Linked DNA regions of Homo sapiens: region 1 is linked to region 2. Evidence: read pairs that join two places in POLR2A ChIA-PET (ENCODE). Cell type or tissue: OCI-LY7. All regions are shown on one strand. Each heading gives the region's core, and the rest is flanking DNA. Links, peaks and the distances in the headings are about the cores only.

Region 1 (5,513 bases), core at 724-4,723, 1.8 Mb after region 2:
AGGTGGGAATGGTGAATTGAAAGTATAGTTCTTTAAATTATTTACTCATTTTTTTAAAATTGTTTGGTGTTTTATTAAATACATGGCACTTTAATAACAAATGTAAGCTCCTCTTTCTCTGTTACCAGAGACCTGTCTTTTATTATTATTATTATTATTATTTTTTAAAATTGATAATTCTTGGGTGTTTCTCGCAGAGGGGGATTTGGCAGGGTCATAGGACAATAGTGGAGGGAAGGTCAGCAGATAAACAAGTGAACAAAGGTCTCTGGTTTTCCTAGGCAGAGGACCCTGCGGCCTTCCGCAGTGTTTGTGTCCCTGGGTACTTGAGATTAGGGAGTGGTGATGACTCTTAACGAGCATGCTGCCTTCAAGCATCTGTTTAAGAAAGCACATCTTGCACTGCCCTTAATCCATTTAACCCTGAGTGGACACAGCACATGTTTCAGAGAGCAGCGGGTTGGGGGTAAGGTGATAGATCAACAGCATCCCAGGGCAGAAGAATTTTTCTTAGTACAGAACAAAATGGAGTCTCCTATGTCTACTTCTTTCTACACAGACACAGCAACAACCTGATTTCTCTATCTTTTCCCCACATTTCCCCCTTTTCCATTTGACAAAACCGCCATCGTCATCATGGCCCGTTCTCAGTGAGCTGTTGGGTACACCTCCCAGACGGGGTGGTGGCCGGGCAGAGGGGCTGGCTCCTCACTTCCCAGAAGGGGCGGCCGGGCAGAGGCGCCCCCCACCTCCCGGACGGGGCGGCTGCCGGGCGGAGACGCTCCTCACTTCCTGGACGGGGCGGCTGCCGGGCGGAGGGGTTCCTCACTTCTCTGACGGGGCGGCTGCCGGGCGGAGGGGCTCCTCACTTCTCAGACGGGGCGGCTGCCGGGCGGAGGGGCTCCTCACTTCTCAGACGGGGCGGCTGCCGGGCGGAGGGGCTCCTCACTTCTCAGACGGGGCGGCTGGGCAGAGACGCTCCTCACCTCCCAGATGGGGTCGCAGCCGGGCAGAGACGCTCCTCACATCCCAGACGGGGCGGCGGGGCAGAGGCGCTCCCCACATCTCAGACGATGGGCGGCCAGGCAGAGACGCTCCTCACTTCCTAGATGGGATGGTGGCTGGGAAGAGGCACTCCTCACTTCCTAGACGGGATGGCGGCCGGGAAGAGGCGCTCCTCACTTCCCAGACTGGGCAGCTGGGCAGAGGGGCTCCTCACATCCCAGATGATGGGCGGCCAGGCAGAGACGCTCCTCACTTCCCAGACGGGGTGGCGGCTGGGCAGAGGCTGCAATCTCGGCACTTTGGGAGGCCAAGGCAGGCGGCTGGGAGGTGGAGGTTGTAGCGAGCTGAGATCACGCCACTGCACTCCAGCCTGGGCAACATTGAGCACTGAGTGAATGAGACTCCGTCTGCAATCCCGGCACCTCGGGAGGCCCAGGCTGGCAGATCACTCGCGGTTAGGAGCTGGAGACCAGCCCGGCCAACACAGCGAAACCCCGTCTCCACCAAAAAAATACGAAAACCAGTCAGGCATGGCGGCGCGCGCCTGCAATCGCAGGGGTTCGGCAGGCTGAGACAGGAGAATCAGGCAGGGAGGTTGCAGTGAGTGGAGACGGCAGCAGTACAGTCCAGCTTCCGCTCGGCATCAGAGGGAGACCGTGGAAAGAGAGGGAGAGGGAGACTGTGGGGAGAGGGAGATGGAGAGGGGAGAGGGGAGAGGGAGCTTATTTACTCATTTTAAAATTTATTTTTAGAGATGGGGTCTTGCTCTGTTGCCGAGGCTGGAGTGCAGTGGCACAATCATAACTCACTGCAGCCAGGCTCACTCCCCAGCTCAGGCTGTCCTCCTGCCTCAGCTTCCTGAGTAGCTAGGACTGCAGGCACATGCCATGACACCTGGGTAATATTTAAAATTTTCTTAGAGACAGAGTCTCACTATGTTGCCCAGGCTGCTCTTGAATTCCTGGGCTCAAGTTATCCTCCCACCTCAGCCTCCTGAATAGCTAGGATTACAAGCATGAGCTATCTTGCCTGGCTCTGGTTCTTAAACCTTGGAGGTTCCATTTATATGGTTGTATTTCTTTTTCTTTTCTTTTTCTTTTTTTTTTTTTTTGAGACAGTGTCTCCCTCTGTCGCCAGGCTGGAGTGCAGCGGGGCGATCTCGGCTCACTGCAACCTCCGCCTCCTGGGTTCAAGCGATTCTCCTGCCTCAGCCTCCCAAGTAGCTGGGACTACAGGCCCACACCACCACCCTTGGCTAATTTTTGTATTTCTAGTAGAGACGGGGTTTCACTATGTTGGCCAGGATGGTCTCGATCTCCTGACCTTGTGATCCTCTCCCCTCGGCCTCCCAAAGTGCTGGGATTACAGGCGTGAGTCACTGTGCCCAGCCTGTTGTATTTATTTTTCTAGATTACAGTTAATTTTGTTTTCATTTCTTGAAACCTAGTAGAATATGTATCTGCCTATAATTCAAGGGCAATTGAAAGAAAGAAAAATAACTCAAGGCCAGGCATGGTGGCTCACATCTGTTATCCCAGAACTTTGGGAGGCTGAGGCAGGAGGATCATTTGAGCCCAGGAGTTCAAGACCAGCGTGGGCAACATAATGAGACTCTGATGCTACAAAAAACTTAAAAAAAAAAAAAAAAAAATTAACCAGGCATGGTGGCACATGTCTAGCTACTTGGGAGGCTGAGGTGGGAGTATTGCTTGAGCCCAGGAGGTCAAGGCTGCAGTGAGTGGTGATTGTACTCTGCACAGTGAAACCCTGTCTCAAAAAAAAAAAAAAAAAAAAAAGGAAAAGAAAAATAATGCAAGTTCAGCATATGATTTAGCAAAACCATTTTTGATTTCTCTTTGAGAGAGATTGTAACTTGAATCCTCCTTTTAGTGGGGAGAATTTAATGAATATTTTACATTTCAGTGTAATAAAATGTGTCCAACTTGTTACACAAGACTTAGTTTAAGATTCACATGTTTGGGAAGAATGTGGGTTTGAGTGGTGAGGGTTCAGTTGAAGGTCTCTTTCTATAAAGTATATAATTTGTTGCCAAAGGAAATATTACCTAGCAGCAGTTTACATGTGCCAAGAGAGGACAGAGAAGTCTTATAGTAGAAATTGTACAGAGGAGCTGTCAAACTAGATCCCTGAGGATGTCAGACAGGAAATAAAGCTTATGATGCTAAAAAATTTTACTGGATGACTAGGCCATTGGAAATGAATCTTCCAATGCTTGTGTTTTTTTTTTATCATGCTTTTATTTGAAAACAGTTACTTACACTTACAAATTTAAACTGTTTAAGGTATTTAGACCAAAATTTAAGAAACTTTATAAGATCTTATTGGCTAAATATTGACTTAACTATATATATATATATATATATATATATATATATTTTTTTTTTTTTTTTTTTTTTTTTTTGAGATGGAGTCTCACTCTGTCACGCAGGTTGGAGTGCAGTGGTGTGATCTTGGCTCACTGCAACCTCCGCTTGCTGGGTTCAGGTGATTCTCCTGTCTCAGCCTCCTGAGTAGCTGGGACTACAGGCCCGCACCACCACACCCAGCTAATTTTTGTATTTTTAGTAGAAACGGGGTTTCACCACATTGGCCAGGCTGGTGTCCATCTCTTGACCTCATGATCTGCCTGCCTCGGCCTCCCAGAGTGCTGGGATTACAGGCGTGAGCCACCGCGCCCGGCCAACTATATCTTTTTCTTAGAAAGTGTTTATCCTCTGAGATTAAGGTTTGGAAAGTTATAAGGAGAGAGACTTTAGGTTCTTGGAGATAAAATATAGTAATGTAAGCAATTTCCTTCTCTATGCCAAACGTGGAAATACAGACAATATGTATAAGCAATTGTGCCAAAGTATTTATCTGTGGTTCTCTTTATTCCTAAAATATATTGCCCATTTCTACTATACACATTCAGATACACTGTACAGAATTATAGAGATTTGGAACCTGAAGGACTTTAAAGAACATTCAAATTTCTTTATTTTGTGGAGAAGGGACATGAGACAGGTAACATTAAACTGATAAGAACAGATACTACACTTGATCTTGGCCAAAAGGCCAAGAAGCGATAGGTAACATAAAAATACAGATAGTTTGCCCAGTATCATGAAGGGAATAGGAGCAGACTTAGCTCTTGGAGAAATAGAATCTTTCCTTATTTACTGTTGCAGTAATGAGTTATTTGAATTTTTATTTATTTATTTTAGAGACAGGGTCTCACTCTGTCACCCAGGCTGGAATGCAGTGGTAGCAATCTTCCTGCCTCAGCCTCCTGAGTAGCTGGGACTACAGGGGCATGTCACCATGCCCAGCTAATTCTTAAAGTTTTTTTTGTAGAGATGGGGTTTCACTATGTTGGCCAGGCTGGAGTTGAAGTTTTAGAGGTACATGATGGCTTTGGTTTTCTTACCACCAGATGATTTATGAAAGTTGATGTATCAGTTGACTGTCAGCAGAAGTGAAAAACTGTCAAGCCCCTTTGAAGACTATTATTATTCAGGAAACAAAACAGTGTTGACACTAAATTTTTTTTTTTTTTTTTTTGAGACAGGGTCTTGCTCTGTTACCCAGGCTGGAGGGCAGTGGCATTATCTCAGCTCACTGGAACCTCCACCTTGCAGGTTTAAGCTATTCTCCTGCCTCAGCCTCCTGAGCAGGTGGGATTACAGGTGCCCACTGCCATGCCTGGCTAATTTTTGTATTTTTAGTAGTACATTACCAGTGTAGTTTGTTTGTTTGTTTTTTGACAAACAAAGGGTTTTGAGAAAGATGGAGTTTCACCATCTTGGCCAGGCTGGTCTTGAACTCCTAATCTTGTGATCCACCTGCCTCACCCTCCCAAAGTGCTGGGATTACAGGCCTGAGCCACTGCACTGGCCTTTTTTTTTTTTTTTTTTTAAAGTAAAACACAGGATCAGAAATCTCTTTGTTTTGCATCATTTGTGCAATATTTGTTTTGTTTGTTTTTTCCTTAATGTCTTGAGAGCCAGCAAAGATTATCTGACAGACAGAATTAGACTGAAATCTCTTAGGGAGGTTGTGAAGTATTTAGAGTTAAAGGCTAGAGTTAAGAATAAGCAGTGGCAAAGGTATAACTATAAACCTCAAAGTGTTACTGACTTAGGATTCATTCATGACTCTTCTGCATTAAGATTGGGAGTTAACTTTTAAAAACTAGGTACCTCCGTGAAACATGTATGCATCTTACTGGACACTCCTTTGTCGTTTTTCCAATCACTTCTGCCAGATGGGTTTTAATATAATAGGAAGAATTGTTACGATGTCAGCTCTGTTGTAATTTGGACTGGAATGATTCTGTTCTCTTGTGAACTTGAAGAGTCCAGTTGAATCACTTTCTAGTTATTGTCTTTATTTTTTTATTGTAGTTTTTAAGTGTTTGTTTCTACTTGTGGTAATAATCCTGTTAGGATGCATATTACCAACTATATGTGAAGGCCTGGCTATATGGAGCATAAAATTAGATATGCTTC
Region 2 (5,058 bases), core at 679-4,678:
CTGTGAGGCTGCTTGGGAATAGGAGTATGCGTGCTGGAGCACAGAACCATAGGAGCCCACATTCACTGCCACAACTTGTTCCCCATCAACCATCTCGGTGTGGTACCCATCGTCACCCAGGGAGGAGCTGTCGGAACAGCTGGGCCGGTCGGACTTCTCCATCTTCACTTTCACCTCGGTGATCTGGCTCTCCCTCACCAATAGGTCTCCTTGCTCATGGTCTCCCTCTATCTGAATCTCATATTCAGAAACGCTCCCACTGCTCCCGCGGTCTGAGTGCCCCTCCTCCTGTAAGCGGCTGCGCAAAGCTTTGCTGGGGGTCGTCTCCATCCGGAGGTCACTGCTTGCGGTGGGCTGCCGTCCCTGAGAGCAATATGGAGGAGAGATCTCCACTGGGTTGGCAAAGAAGCTGCTGTCTTTCACTCCGTTTCGACTCTCGGGATTCTCTTCAGCACCGACGGTAACAGAGTCAACATCTCCAACGCTGATTTTGGAATGGATGCTCTCTAGGATCTGCGTGCACTTGTCAATGACACACTGCATCTGAAGAAAGCTGGCTGCAGTCAGAAAACTGACAACATCCTTCAGCTGCAAGGACATTCTTCCAGTGTAACAAAAAGAAAGCAACTGCTCAAACACATTGGGATTTTTAATCACTGATATTGACAAGCCACTCATGGTACTTAACGCTGAATGGTCCCGGAAATATGGGGAGCTGGCAGCAAGGACTGCTTTGTGGGCTCGGAATGGCTGACCCTGAATGTGTACAATGATGTCACATAGTTTCCCCTGCAGGCGGAGTTCGTTTAGCTGGCTCAGAACGGTGCTGCTGTACTCGGGCACATCAAACTGAATAAAACTGCTGCTGTCCATTTCTACTGACATGAAGCGTACTCTGCGGAGAGAGAGAGTTTGCATCATTCACCAATGACTCCTCACTAAGTACAAGTGGCATAAACACAAGCTTACAACAACAATACCATTGTGGCTATCATACCTCCTAAAATCTACCTGAAGCATTCTTCCCCTTGTTTTAGTCTTTCATGTTTTGGTTAATTCACCTAAAGCCAAATAAACTAATGATCAATTAGCCTAATGTCATAATTGCCTAATATTCATCTTGATCAAAAGTAAAATATTTTACACATAGTAGGACTATTTTGGCTCTGACTGAGAAATTGGTCTCCTTTTAGGAAAAATATTTCCCCATTTCAAGTACTTTTGAGGGTTTGAAGTACTTTGTGAAAAATAACTAAATTCAGGCCAGGCGCAGTGGCTTACACCTATAATCCCAGCACTTTGGGAGGCTGAGGGAGGCGGATCACTTGAGGTCAGGAGTTTGAAACCAACCTGGCCAACATGGTAAAACCCCATCTGTACTAAAAATACAAAAATTAGCCTGGTGTGGTGTTGTGCACCTGTAATTCCAGCTACTTGGGAGGCTGCAGCAGGGGAATCGCTTGACCTCAGAAGGCAGAGGTTGCAGTGAGCCGAGAGCACACCACTGCATCCCAGCCTAGCGGACAGAGTGAGACTCCTTCTAAAAAAAAAAAAAAAACAAAACAAAAACAAAACTAAATTCATCTAAAAATGTTCTACCTTACTTGTGTATTTCTGATTGGTATTTTTCAACTCTGTAGCACACTGGATACAATAAATGGAGCTAAACCCTTTTCAGTATTATTGTCTTGATTTGTGTGTTTGCCCTTCAGCTCTGTACACCTTTATATCTCTTTTGGGTTGGGTTGCTTTGGCTGAGACTTACCATGCTCAGTCTCCTTCAGTGAAGAGTTATTATTACTTTTTTTTTTTTTTGAGACAGAATCTTGCTCTGTTGCACAGGCTGGAGTGCAGTGGCGTGATCTCGGCTCACTGAAACCTCCGCCTCCTAGGTTCAAGCAATTCTCATGCCTCAGCCTCCTGAATAGCTGGGATTACAGGCATGCGCTACCATGCCCAGTTAATTTTTGTATTTTTAGAAGAGACGGGATTTCACCATGTTGTCCAGGCTGGTCTCGAACTCCTGACCTCAGGTGATCTGCTCCCCTCGGCCTCCCAAAGTCCTGGGATTACAGGCAAGAGTCACCACACCGGCCTATTATTACTATTTTTTATTAGAGATGAGGTCTCATTATGTTGCCCAGGCTGGTCTTGAACTCCTGAGCTCGTGATCCTCCCACCTCAGCTTCCCAAAGTGCTAGGATTGCAAGTGTGAGCTGCCACACCCGACCAGTGAAGAGTTATTTTAGACAATATTTTATTTTATTTATTTTTATTTTATTTTTACAGATGGAGTCTCGCTCTGTCGTCCGGAGTGCAATGGCATGATCTTGGCTCACTGCAACATCTGCCTCCTGGGTTCAAGTGATCCTCCTGCCTCAGCCTCCTGAGTAGCTGGACTACAGGCGTGCACCACCACACCCAGCTAGTTTTTGTATTTTCAGTAGAGATGGGGTTTCACCATGTTAGCCAGGCTGGTCTCGAACTCCTGACCTCAAGTGATCTGCCTGCCACGGCCTCCCAAAGTGCTGAGATAACAGGCGTGAGCCACCGCGCTCTGCCAAGACAGTGTTTTTAAACAGTAGTTATTTTAGACAACAAGAGTGAAAGGGTGATGGACACATCAAAAGGAATCACCTTCTACTAGCGCTCACAGCTGCGGCACACCTACAACAGGTTTCCTTCCTGTGGCCTAAAATCTGCAGCGCCAGACTGCTCAGAACTACTTAAGTATATATAGCCCCGGCTCCATCCTCTGACAGAAACATAACAAAACCAGATCTAACAATTATATTTTAAAACCTGACCAACAGAAATGTAAACACCTCCTAAGTATTAGATCAGAAAAAAATCTAAATGGAATAAAACTACTTAGACAATGAGAAAACACGTAAAATCTGGGTTTAGGAGTGAAGTTTACTCATGTCTTCAACTTGAGAATGTATCTCCAAAAAAGAGATGGACAGATATGTGATAAAGCAAACACAGTAAAATGTTAACAATTGTAGAGTCTACATGGTGGATATCTGGGCACTTATTGTGAAATTTTCTCACCTTTTCTGTTTGAGGTTTTTCAAAATGAAATGTTGGGAGTTTCGAAAAACAACAACAACAACAAAAAGCTGTAACAGGAAAAGTCAGTGCCTTAAGAGTTTTTATCATTAAACAATAAATACTAAAAACAAGTGAAATGACTGAACTCAGGAGGTCAGAAAAGGAAAAACAAATGATGCCCAAAGACAGTAGGAAAATAACTAATACAGAAAAACAGCACATAATCACAGACGGAATTTTTAAATTTTAAGACAAGACAACGTGCAACTAAATCTAAGGCTCTCACAGGAAAGGATCAGTTAAATGTGCCTAGATCATGTCCGAATTTTTTTTTATCACATCGAAATTTGAGTTAAAACATTTTAGTCGAAGAGGAATACTGTGCCCTTATTTATCCTAGATTTATGATTGAAATCAATTTGAAATCTGTATGAAATGAACATATTTTTAGGATAACATAAATTGGCAGAACTAAATAAGAAACAGAAGTGCCAAGGCACAAATGATCTTCAGGCCGTTCACACTGTTCTAGATGCATGTAAAAACATTTAAAGCATCTCAGTTCATATGGCACAAATCTGATACCAGAAGATGACAAATAGCAGAAAGAAGAAAACTGTCTACTTCATCTAAATAAATAGATTTTAAAGTCCTAACAGAAATGCTAGCAAATACAACCTATTAAAATAATATATTATGACCAAGAACAGCTGCTTCACAAATGTAAGGATGTCTACATCTTCAGAAATAAATAGATGAATATAATTTGCAACATCAGTAAGTACAGGAGAAAACCCATATGACCAAATCAATACTATGTCAAAAATGCATGTGAGAAAAAGTTAAATGCCCTTTCAGCGTAAGGCAAAAATAATAGGCTAGAAACAGAACAATACTTTCTTAATACAATAAAGTGTATCTACTACAAACCAATAGCAACATCATCCTTAAAAAGGAAACACTGCATATGTTGGTATACTTAACAGGGAAAAGAAGGAAGGAAGGGGAAGGGGGGAAGGGGGAAAGGGGGGGAAAGGAGGGAAGGGGGAAAGGGGGGAAGGGGGGAAGGACGGAAGGGAAAAAAAAAAAAAGGAAACATGATGTCTGCATTTCCCAAAATGCATTTAGTAGAACCCAAGCCCAATAGCTAGCCCCAATATCCTCACCTCCTAGGGATTAAAACACACATTAGCATAATATCCCATCAGAAAAGTCCTGCGGACAAGAATCCTGCTTAACTCAGCAGTTTGCAAACTCATTTAATGGTGGAACTGTTCTCTCAAGGTACACATATTAATATTCCCAAGAATGAGTGTTCCCTGGAGCACACTTTGGTAAAACTTTAGTGCAGTCATTCCCATCAGTGCCTGGGAAGATATACAAGGTTATCTGCCATCACGACTCTCACTTAACATTATTTCAGAACTTCTAGCCAAAGTAACATTAAGGCAAGTAGCCATTAAAAAAGAGACAAAATTACTATTACATGCAGATATAATATGCAAATTATTTAGAGAAAACCCAAGAGAATCACTTGGAAAATGTCAGAATAGGCATCTACTAAGTAGAGGGTTTCAAAAAATTATACATAAAAACAGGTAAGATAATGACAATAAGGTGCAACCAACAATATAGCAACAGGAACCAGAAAATACCTAGGGGTGGGGGAAGATAAGCAAAAAACAGGGTCAACAAGAAAAATACAACTCATTTTAATATGGACAAAAGCCTGTATAAATGAAGAGAGAGAACATGCTTCTGGCAGGATGATTCAATACCATAAAGAGAGACACTCTCCCCCAAAATTAATTTATAAATATAACATAGCCTGATGAAATCTTTTCTTAGAAATCCGAAAAAATGATTTTAAAATTCATCTAGAACATTGTGGTCCAACATAAATATAAGACACTGCATGTGTAATTTAATGCTTTCTAGTAGTTACATTTTTTAAAAGTTAAAAAAATAAATTGTAGTAATATTTTATATAACCCAATACATCAC

The links. Peaks named below come from ENCODE experiments on the same cell type or tissue, not always from the same donor. Only the 100,000 strongest peaks of a DNase experiment are listed, where the experiment ranks them.
Region 1: POLR2A ChIA-PET joins it to region 2 with 10 read pairs; 1 of 35 experiments calls an interaction of 5 or more read pairs at or near these places.

The regions. Positions count from the first base shown.
Region 1 is chr9:125,104,011-125,109,523 of GRCh38, reverse strand. The region is part of intron 2 of SCAI (suppressor of cancer cell invasion); the gene reads left to right. It also overlaps the pseudogene LOC124902355. Among named protein-coding and RNA genes, the nearest start is that of SCAI, 37 kb to the left of the region's middle. In OCI-LY7, for the core only: no CTCF peak of the experiment used is centred there; a DNase peak (open chromatin) is centred at 4,543; H3K27ac peaks cover 831 bases.
Region 2 is chr9:126,875,227-126,880,284 of GRCh38, reverse strand. ZBTB34 (zinc finger and BTB domain containing 34) reads right to left here. Exons shown (of 2, transcript NM_001099270.4): 2 at 1-895. The coding sequence starts at 885. Among named protein-coding and RNA genes, the nearest start is that of ZBTB34, 17 kb to the right of the region's middle. In OCI-LY7, for the core only: no CTCF peak of the experiment used is centred there; a DNase peak (open chromatin) is centred at 2,664.